Regions from separate parts of the Mus musculus genome. Here region 2 is linked to region 1. The links are chromatin loops, found by intact Hi-C in ENCODE. Cell type or tissue: heart. All regions are shown on one strand. Each heading gives the region's core, and the rest is flanking DNA. Links, peaks and the distances in the headings are about the cores only.

The links. Hi-C counts contacts between places; a loop is a spot of excess contacts. Peaks named below come from ENCODE experiments on the same cell type or tissue, not always from the same donor. Only the 100,000 strongest peaks of a DNase experiment are listed, where the experiment ranks them.
Region 2: it touches region 1 in a loop (7-fold over the local background); 39 of 42 quality-filtered maps call a loop at or near these places.

What each region holds. Positions count from the first base shown.
Region 1 is chr14:74,761,326-74,766,710 of GRCm38, forward strand. The region is part of intron 18 of Lrch1 (leucine-rich repeats and calponin homology (CH) domain containing 1); the gene reads right to left. Among named protein-coding and RNA genes, the nearest start is that of Esd, 32 kb to the left of the region's middle. In heart, for the core only: a CTCF peak has its summit at 3,018 (motif pointing right); a DNase peak (open chromatin) is centred at 3,126.
Region 2 is chr14:74,987,682-74,993,066 of GRCm38, forward strand. No RefSeq gene overlaps it. Among named protein-coding and RNA genes, the nearest start is that of Gm4278, 15 kb to the left of the region's middle. In heart, for the core only: a CTCF peak has its summit at 3,026 (motif pointing left); no DNase peak of the experiment used is centred there; H3K27ac peaks cover 294 bases.

The DNA.
Region 1 (5,385 bases), core at 298-5,297:
TCATTTCCCTTGGTTCAGCCTTTTTTTTTTTTTTTTTTTTTTAAATAAAATATTCTGTGACTGAATTGTGTGGAGCTTAACTGTGTGTTATCTTAATGCATATGAATGCAAAGGTCTAGCTCTGCCCCCAGGGTCAATCTCCTGCTAATTCTTCCACTATTCTTCATATCGCAGCCAGGCCACTCGCCAGCCCCTTCCTCCCACTGCCTTGCCACTCACGCCTAGCTTACACATCTCTAATCTTAGTGCAGATATTACTGCTTCGGGGATCTGCATGGACCCTCATGAATGCCACGCCCTCTTTCTATGTGTTTCACAGAATTCGGTAATTGACCCATCTCAGGCCCTTCTCAAGGAAACCCTCTTTGCTTTCTAAGAAGCCATTTGGTTGAGGGTCTACAAACTAGGACCTTCAAGCCAGTCCGATTCCTCCTCTATTCTTTGTGAATAAAGTTTTATTGGCACTCAGACCAGCTCCCTGGTTCATATATCCTGTATGGTGGCATCCGTGCTTTAATGACAAGCTGGTTGGTTGCAACAGAGACCATCATCCTAAAAATCATAAAGTATGCTGACACCTGGTCTGGACTACAAACTTTCGGAGGATGGGGACCTGGATCTTGAACACTATTTTATCTGCAGCACCTCCCATAGGGCCAGTACACAGCGCACGTTCAATACATGAGGAATAACTGAATGAACCAAGTATGAACAACACTGCTGGAAAAGCCAAGGGCAGGAAGGAAAGTAGATTGCACGGACCCCCTACCCAAAGGGTTGCCTGTTGAAAGGTAATTTTGAAGTCTCAAACCTAGCCTTTAAAACCAAAGCCCGTGAAAGATGATTATATTAAATTATTCTTCAGGAGATGGAGACACAAAGCCAAGGCCCTGGGTGCACTTCTCAGCACCCAAACGTTTTTACCTAAACTATAAACACTTTACCTGCCTCAGACTCCTAAAATTTTAACTCATACTGGGACTGATGTGAATTCAGAAGATAACTAAACAATACAAATAGCATTGTGATACTAAGTGTATTTAAAAACCCCACTCAGTTGACCTGCTTGGGATTCAACAAGGATTTTTTTCTTTTTTTTTTTTCTTTTTTTTTTTTTTTTACTGGTCCCCTTTTTGTAGTGTTAAGGACAATGAAGTGGTTTGGGCCTGAAATCCTGAAGGAGCCATGAAAATTGACGGTCATATACATTTTGGAAATTCTCACCCTACGTGGAACATTTTCTACCCATTGCAGGAGTAGAAGGGATACCTCACAAATGGCTACTGCAAAATGGAAATGTAAACAGCTGTTTCTCTTTATCACGTATTTGAAGGAAATACTTTAAAAACACTCTTTCTTAAAAGAAGATGGGGCCCTGGTATGCGGGACAAATCACACAACTGAATCCCTGAAGGAAGATTAGTCAGGTGTCCCCAGCTGTGTGGCAATGGCCGGTATCCCATAAGCTTGTGAGCTGCTGTCTGGAACTGCGGAGGAGCACCACAGAGAGGCCCAGTGTTCCAACCAGAAATTAACGGTTTGCTTACAATAAGCAAAATGACCCACTCGAAGTGGTGCCTGAAGGGTTGAGTTGATTATGCTCTGGGAGTGACCATACTAGATAATGAAAAATATCACACAGCAACCCCCACGGAGAGCAGCACATTCGATGTAAATTAAGGACATGGAAGATGAAAAGCATAGCCAGGGCATCCTTGGGATGCCAGAGGAGAAATATTCGGGAAGCTACCATTGAAGATCAATCTAATCTCATGGGACTGTTTTACTCACTTGATGTTTATTGATGCTATTTTTTTTCCTTGAGCCAGCAAACTAGCACGTTTTCTCAATTCTCCTTTTGCCCACCATTAAGAAGATGGAAACAAACAAACTGTGGCAAACACTGAAAGAAAGTCCCCATGCATGGCAGAGCTGGGTAGAAATGCCAAGAATCATTCTGGGCACCCAGGAATAAATGCACCAACAGGCCAAGAAAAAAATAAAAAGCTTGGATTAATCACCCAATTGTGTTTATTAAGCAATTTACGGCTCAGGGTGGTCACCAGACACTGTACAAAGGGATTTTATTGTTACAGAAAAGTACAAGATAGCACCAAAGACGACTCATAACTCTGTGGCTTTCAGACACAACTCACATCACGAACCCTGTATTCACCATCAACACAATGCTGGGAGGAAGAGGCTCAGACAATCTAACATCTTATGGCATAAAGAATGCTTTCTGTTTTTTGTTTTAAAATCATATCTGATTTAGCAGCAAAGATTCTATAAATATAACCCTTCAAGTATGGAGGCATCTCAGAATCTCATCTCCCCTGTTCTCATGAATATGTTCAGAAAAATATGATAATCTTCATAGCAGCCATATCTGAGGAACGTTCATATCTCAGCAAACTGGACATTTATCTTGACGGCATTAACACCACCACCTTCCCAACACGAGAAGCAGTGTTCGGCAAGAAGGATATAAAAGGAAGCCGACAATGTGGCTGGAGCTTGCAGCAGGGCCTTCTCACATTGTAAAGAGGCTTCCAGAGACTCAGCAAGATATGGGCCAACATGATTAGAGTCTAACATTTCTTCCTTTAACCACAAAAAGAAGCACTTTGCCCCAAAAGCTGAGAGGCCGATACGCAAGCCTTTAAAAACGGACTTAAAAATAAACAGTTGGATCATTAATATTACTAAAAATCAAAGGCCAAATGGACATTCAAAGTAAATGGGGAAAAACATTCATCTAAAATAAGAGCGATCTTATCATCTGCTGCTATAGTAACCCAAGGCCCCTGGTGCTAAGAGTGTTCCAGGATCCATAGACTTATTTGAAACTGAAGAGTCAAATGCATCACATTCTGGGTCTGCAGTTATTCAATATACCAAGAAAGTAAAGCGACCCCGTCACATTATGCAAAAATAGAAATCCCTTCTATAAAACCCTTTTCTCAGCTTCAGAACACCACCTAATAAAAAGGAAAAGCGGGCTAAGCAGATCCACCAGGTGGCGCTCTAACAGGAAGGCACTTCCCCAGATTAGGCCTGCAGAGGGCACAGAGGGCATGCTCTGGTGGACATTGGCTGCAATCCTCCTGGGTGCCCTTCACAAGCCCCTTGCAGCAAACAGGGAGGACTCCAACTAACCAGCCAGCAAAGCAGTCATTCTCCAGATACGACTTCTCAGCTTGGTCAGCAATGGTACCATTAGAGATGTTTATAAATTAGACTGAGCCCAAATGCTGGCTTTTCTCTGCAAGGCAACCCCTCTACAGATCAACTGCCAGTCCTGAATTAGGACCAGAATCAAGTATCAAGACTCCTGTATGCTAACCCCACCCTGTTCCTGTCCTGGTTCTCCTTACCTCCTGCACAGAGCAGAGGCTCATGGGAGAGAGCAGGACCTACAGGAGCATCGCTGCCCACACCACGAGTGTGAAGGAGTATGAGGTATGCACTGACAGGCTTTGTCGCTGTCGCTGTCGCTTTTAGTTAAATGCAAAAAATTACCCAGTGGGAACTGTATTCTACAAAGTTTGTGCTTCAGGAAAAATCTGGCTTATAAATGTTCAGTTTCAAAACTCGACAGCTAACTGAAGAGATGACAGGGATGGGAGAGTCTGCAAGGCAAAGGCTCCAATGGGGGGAGGAGCTGGGCTGGACCAGGATGCCAGAGCAGAGCGTTTGGATGCGCATGCAGGAGTTAGGCAGACAGAGCATTCCAGCGGTAAGCGATATAGACCAGTACTATAAGGAGAACATGGATAAGACAGAAGCCTATAAGGTCCCTGGAGCGGAGGGCAGAAGTTGACTGTGGGGGTTTCTCCCCGAGGGCCAGCAGAGTGTCAACAGTCTTTCGAATGTGACGAAAATCCAACTGCAGGATGTCATACGGAGAGCACAGGTCGGCCTAATCCGAGGGCAGCCATTAGAACAGAAAGAGAGTGCATACAATTAACACCACACGGAAGAAGCACCGGAAAGAAGCACACATTTCTGCTTACTAGCAAATAGCAGGAGTCAACCCTTACTTCAAGTTCTTAAGTCCATGACAAAAGTAGAGCCCCCAGTGAGCCCTATGTAAACTGGACAGGAACCTCCATCCACCATCACACCCCACCACCGCAGGCTGTGCAATGTGCACACTGCTCTTGAATTGGAACAGTCTTAATATTCAAGTGGCCTTATGTGCTCCAAGTGGCATTATGTGCACATCAGTGGCACAAAAGTGTGAGCTTTTCATTCATCACACCTAGAGCTTAAACATTACTAAGGGAAAAATACAAAATCTAAAGTTGAATCTCCAATCCTCTTTTCTTTTCTCTTTTCCTTTCTTTTTTCTTTTCTTTTCTCTTCTTTTCTTTTCTTCTGGAGTCAGGGCTTCATGGTATAGTTCAGAATGGCCTCAAATTCAAGAGCCTCCAAACTTGCCTTCGGGGCCCTGGGATGATATAACAGAAGAGTCTAAAGGAGGCTTCTGAGATGTGCAGTAGGAAAGCCTGGCACATAATAGGTTATTATCTAAATCCCTTCACTACTCTTCAAAGACAGCAGGATGCCTCTGCTCCCATGTTTTATCTCTACTTATGTGGAATTTATGTGTCATAATTGGCTGTTGAGATTTCTGGGCAGCCCTCACAGCCTGCTGCTATCAGGATTCAGCTTCCATATGCACTGAGTTTGCAAACCAGGAGGTGGCCTGGAACTTACTATGTAGACCAAGCTGGCCTTGAACTCACAGAGATCTGCCTGCCTCTGCCTTGAGAACTGGGATTAAAAGGTATGTACTACTGCCAAGTCTGAACCAGGATTTTAAGTCATGGAGTTCAAAATTAATAGGAATTATAACTGATATGCCAGTAAGAAAGATAAGTTGTATTTTGCTTTCAACTTAAAGATTGACAATATCTGTGACATATTTCACAAATACAATTTCCAAGTGAGCAAAGCATTTAAAATGCATATTATATGTATATATACTTTTAAATATTTTGCTGGGGTATTAGCTTTTTATTGTAACTTCCTTGTTAAGTACAGCAATCTCAAATGAAAGGCTACTCTGAGTCCAAGGGCTCATGTTGCCTGTATCCTCTGGGTTCAGCCTGATACCCTCAGGTAAAATACCAGGTGGGCTGATGATAATGGAAATCCTTTATGATGGTAGGATAATTTAAAGATTTATATGTGCAAGCTCTCTCTCTCCCTCCTTGCCTCTCTCTCTCTCTCCCTCTCTCTCTCTCTCTCTCTCTCTCTCTCTCTCTCTCTCTCTCACACACACACACACACACACACACACACACACACACACACACACCAGAAGAGGGTAGTGGATGCCTTGGAGTAGAAGCTAGTGGCTTGGGTCCTGGGAACAGA
Region 2 (5,385 bases), core at 233-5,232, 230 kb after region 1:
GCAGGCTTATCGGTCTGGCAGTTAGTCTAGTTGTTAGCAGCTAGACTCCAGCTGAACAAGGCATGGGTCAGTTTGGACAGGTTCAGGCCACAGGCAGTATGAGCAAAATGCTAGTCCCGGGGGACTGTTCACCCTCATACCCAAAATAAGTCACATTTACATTTGCAGGGAAAGTTTGTTGGAACTTGATACTGGTGACCTTTTGAAAATATATCACAAATCAATTTTCTTACTAAAAAAAGTCATTGCCATCTCATTTTCTATTCCATTTCAAGAGATCTCTTTGAGACTAGTTTAGGTTTTTTTTTTCTACCATTTGTGCTATTCAAACAAGACATGAATAGTTTAGATATAGATTGTCCCAGGAGAATAGTGTTACTGTCAATGTAACCTAGTTAGTAAGAAATACTAAGAGGGCTGAGGGGATGGCTCAGCCCTTAAGTGAAGAACGCCTCTTGCAGAGAATTCAGTTTGGTCCCCAGCATCCACATCAGGTGGCTCACAACTGCCTGTAACTCCAGCTCTGGCGGAACTAACACTTTTAGCCCCTGTGGGCACCTGCACACACACACACACACACACACACACACACGTAAAAGTTAATAAAAAATAAATATTTTTAAAAAGAAAATGGGGCTGGAGAGATGTCTCAGAGGTTAAGAGCACTGACTGCTCTTCTGAAGGTCCTGAGTTCAATTCCCAGCAGCCACATGATGGCCCACAACCATCTGTAATGGGATCTGATGCCTTCTTCTGGGGTGTCTGAGGACAGCGACAGTGTAATTACATATAATAAATAAATAAATACATACATCTTTAAAAAATAAAAAGAAAATGAATACATTGGTTGTATGAAAAACTCTAAGTATGAATATAAACATCATAGTTATCGAAGGCATGCATAGAAGGATTTGTTACAGAAAAATCACTCGTAACTGTTCAGCACTGTGAAAAGTAATAATATGGATTCCTGTTATTAATTGCTAAAACTCACATTTTGTATCCAAGTATGGTTTCCATAATTTTATGTGTGAAAGGTTTTCCTTCTAAATATATCCATGGAGATGCACTTTTACACAAGTTGACTTGTCTTACTTGGGGTTACGCTATTGCGATGAACCACCACGACCAAAAGCAATCTGGGGAGGAAAGGGTTTCTTTGCCTTACACTTCCGTGTTGTATTCACCACTGAAGAAGTAAGGACAGGAACTCAAACAGGTCAGGGGCCTGAAGGCAGGAGCTGATGCAGAGGCCATGGGGTAGTGCTGCTTACTGGCTTGCTCAGCCTGCTTTCTTAAAGAACCCAGGACCACCAGCCCAGGCCTGGGCCCTCCTCCACCAATCACTAACTAGGAAAATGCTCTATGGGCTTGCCTATAAGCAAGATCTTAGGGAGGCATTTCCTCAGCTGAGGTTCCCTCTGCTCAGATAACTACAGTTTGTATAAGGTTGACGTAAAACTCGCCAGCACATAACTCTAATAGTGAAAGTGGTTCTAATTTGCTTTACATATTTTTAAAAAGATCTCTGAGTGTGTGTGTGTGTGTGTGTGTGTGTGTGTGTGTGTGTGTGTGTTGGGTGTGTGTGTGTGTTTTGTGTGTGTGTGTGTGTGTGTCTGTCTGTCTGTCTGTCTGTCTATGTGAATGTATGCCCTGTGCATGTAGGTGCCTAAGGAGGTCAGAAAAGACTATCTCATCCCCTGGAGCTGGACTTATAAGGAAAACAGTGAGACTCTGAGCCATTGAGCTGTCTCACTGCTGTAAGAAGCCGCCTGGGAATTTAGCCTTAATCTTAGAAAAGGAGAAGTAACTCCTGAAGATAGAAAGCCAGGAGGATGGTGTGGGGGAGGAGCATAGGCAGAGGAGGAGGTATTGGTGGGGGGAAGAGCTGGGCAGCAGAGGTATTGGTGGCCTTTGCCACTCTTTAGAGAGTGAGGAAGCTTAGCAGGAGGCCTTAGAGCAGATACCAAGGATGGGTAAACGCTGGAGCTCCGCTGGGTAAAGAACAGCGAGGCTCTTCTAGGGACCCAGACAAAGTCTCTGTTTGAGTCAATGAGAAAATTCCAGAAATGGTGTCGGTTGTACAAAAAGGTGAATGCATTCAATGTCACAGAATTTCACACTTTAAATAGGTTAAGATTATGGCAACACACACACACACACACACACACACACACACACACACTTCAATGGTTATAAATATGTACATGTTTTGCCACAATAAAAAAAGAAAGCCTTGAAATGTCATGTTTGATATCGAGGCTTGAGTCTCAGATTATTGAGGGCAACAGTTTCAGCTCTACGGGTAAACTGAGGTAGATGAGGTCAGAGAGCTCGCAACCAGAGACTCAGGCAGGACTAACACTGAAGCCCAGCTCACAGTTCCCCAGGCCTCTTATCCCTACACTGTCAACAACTGGGGTTTTGGGGACACACAGTGGCATAGACACCACGCCCTCAGAGCACTGCCCACTCCTTGTTTGTCTGTTTATGTGTCTGGTTCATTTTAGATGATAAACTCATTGAGGGCAGGGCCCTTGGGTTTGTACAGATGTTTCAACAGCCAGCAGCTTGCCCACACATAGTAAAACCTGAAGGAAGATTTGCTAAGTGGATGAATAAATAAACAAAGGAGCCAACTTCCCATGGGCCAGCAGAGGCTACCCAGGCTGGGAGATGAGTATCAAGAAGCAATCTGGATGTTTCTTTGCTTCGTTCATCAGCTATAGACTATTAGACCTGAATCTGAATGCAAGAAACAATAATTTAGTTAAAAAAAAATATATATATATATATATATATTGAGTTTGAAAAACAATATCATTATCCACATTCATGAAAAATTACATGAAGATATATGTTTACAATTTTATTAGAGAGCAGAAGCACACATTAAAGAATAAGGTTCCCTCCCCCACCCCCCACCCCAGATGCCCTTGAACTTTGGGACCTGTTTCAAACTTTACAGTGCATGGTAGCTGTTTTCAAGAAAAGTGAAGTCTGGTGCCCTCTTGTGGTTTTCTATTTAAAAGACAACTGTAATGAAGTTCTGTGTTGCTGGGGCATGTGTATTCAATCATGCCTAATTGCTGTCTTTGAGACCCGTTGCTGCTTTCACTGGCATGTCTCTTAGCAAATTCATATCAGAATGTTCCACAGGCTAAAGGTATAGTTATGTGGTTGTAATCTTTTTGTATAAGCTTATGAAGTTGCTTTAGTAAATGCGTAATGAGACCACAGATGAAAGATCTTTTCATAATTCCACAGTCTCAGAAGGTCAAGGCCAGAAGAATTCAGGATCTAGCACATGTCTTTTTTTCCTGGTAGCTCCTCTATCATTGTCTCCCTCAACCCTCAGACAACTAGCTGCTCATCTTTCAAGGTGCTCTTTCTTTCTTTCTTTCTTTCTTTCTTTCTTTCTTTCTTTCTTTCTTTCTTTCTTTCTTCCTTCCTTCCTTCCTTTCTTTCTTTCTTTCTTTCTTTCTTTCTTTCTTTCTCCTCCTCCTCCTCCTCCTCCTCCTCCTAGTGTGACACATATGTATAGGCATATGAATATGCATACCCACCCACATGCATACATTTAGAGACCCAATGATATCAGATGTCTTCCACTACAGCTCTCGGCTTATAACCTCTAGATGGGTCCCTTCATTGAACAGGAAGTTTGGTGCTTTGGCTGGGCTGAACAAGAAGTTGCTAGGAGGATCTGTCTATCTCTGCCCCCATCCCCATTCTGCGATTACAGCCATGATCATCAATGTGGACAATGGGGATTAAAACTTGGGCTCTTGTCTTAGTTAGGGTTTTACTGCTGTGAACAGACACCATGACCAAGGCAAGTCTTATAAAAAACAACATTTAATTGGGGCTGGCTTATAGGTTCAGAGGTTCAGTCCATTATCATCAAGGTGGGAGCATGGCAGCATCCAGGCAGGCATAGTGCATGCAGAGCTGTGAGTTCTATGTCTTCATTCAAAGGCTGCTAGTAGAAGACTGATTTCCAGGCAACTAGGGTGAGGATCTTATGCCCACACTCACAGTGACACACCTACTCCAACCAGGTCACACCTATTCCAACAAGGCCACACCTCCAAATGGTGCCACTCCCTGGTTCAAGAATATACAAACCATCACAGTTCTCCTTATCACAGAGCAAGAGCTTTTACACATTAAGCTGTTTCCCAGGTTAAATACTAGTTTTTAACCAGGGCAATGGAAATATAATGTGAATAAATTGTTATATACATTTTTAAAAGATTTGTTTATTCATTTTAATGAGTACACTGTCACTGTCTTCAGACACACCAGAAGTGGGCATTGGATCTTATTACAGATGGTTGTGAGCCGCCATGTGTTTGCTGGGAACTGAACTCAGGGCCTCTGGAAGAGCAGTCAGTGCTCTTAACCACTGAGCCATCTCTCCTGCTTACTTTCAATTGCTGTATTAAAACATCCCAACCAAAAGCCACTTGGAGAGGAAGGGTTTGCTTGGCTTGCATGTCACATCACAGTCCATCATGAACTGAAGTCTGGTCCTGAAGGCAGGAACCCAGAGGAAGAAACTGAAGCAGAGGCCATGTGGGGAATGGTGCTTACTGGCTTCTTGCTCAGCCTGTGTTCTTATAGCACCCAGGACCCTGTCACCACCCCTAGTGACGTGGGTCCTCTTACATCAGTCATTAATGAGGAAAATTCCCCCATCAACTTGCCTACAGGCCCATCTGTTGGAGGCACTTTCTCAATTGAGGCTTCCTCTTCCCAGATGACCCTAGCTGGTGACAAAAAGTCTAGTCAGCACACAAGGGTACTTAGGCATCAATCCCTTGATTGTAAGTTATCCAATTTTAGTGGTCAGTCATGATCATATAAATACTAGCAGCACTGACAGACTCAGCAGGATGTGTGTGCATCTGTGTGTGTGTGCATCTGTGTGTGTGTGTGCATCTGTGTGTGTGCATCTGTGTGTGTGTATAATTTAATAATAATTAAAGAAGTAAAGGTTTTCTTTAATCATTTGAGGAGGCTAAGGGGTATGGGAAGAGTTGGAGGGTGACGAAGGAAGGGTGGAAATGATTTAAATAGAATATTCGTGTATAAAATTTTTAAAAACATACTTAAAATTTGATTTAAAATAATTATTTTCCCAATCACAAAGGGCTGGTAACTTGCCTTGTGTTCATCTGACTTTCATTAACAGACATGTTTCATGAGTGCAATTTCTGTCTTGAGGCCAATAACTGCTCACTCCTATCCACCCGAGGCTCAGCACGCTGAACAATAAATACCCATCCGGTGGGTCAATGAAATAGCCAGGCGCGAATTTGTGTTCAAAGCAAAGAACAGGCAAAAACTCTAAGTAGATCCTCTGTTTGTAACTTTGTATGT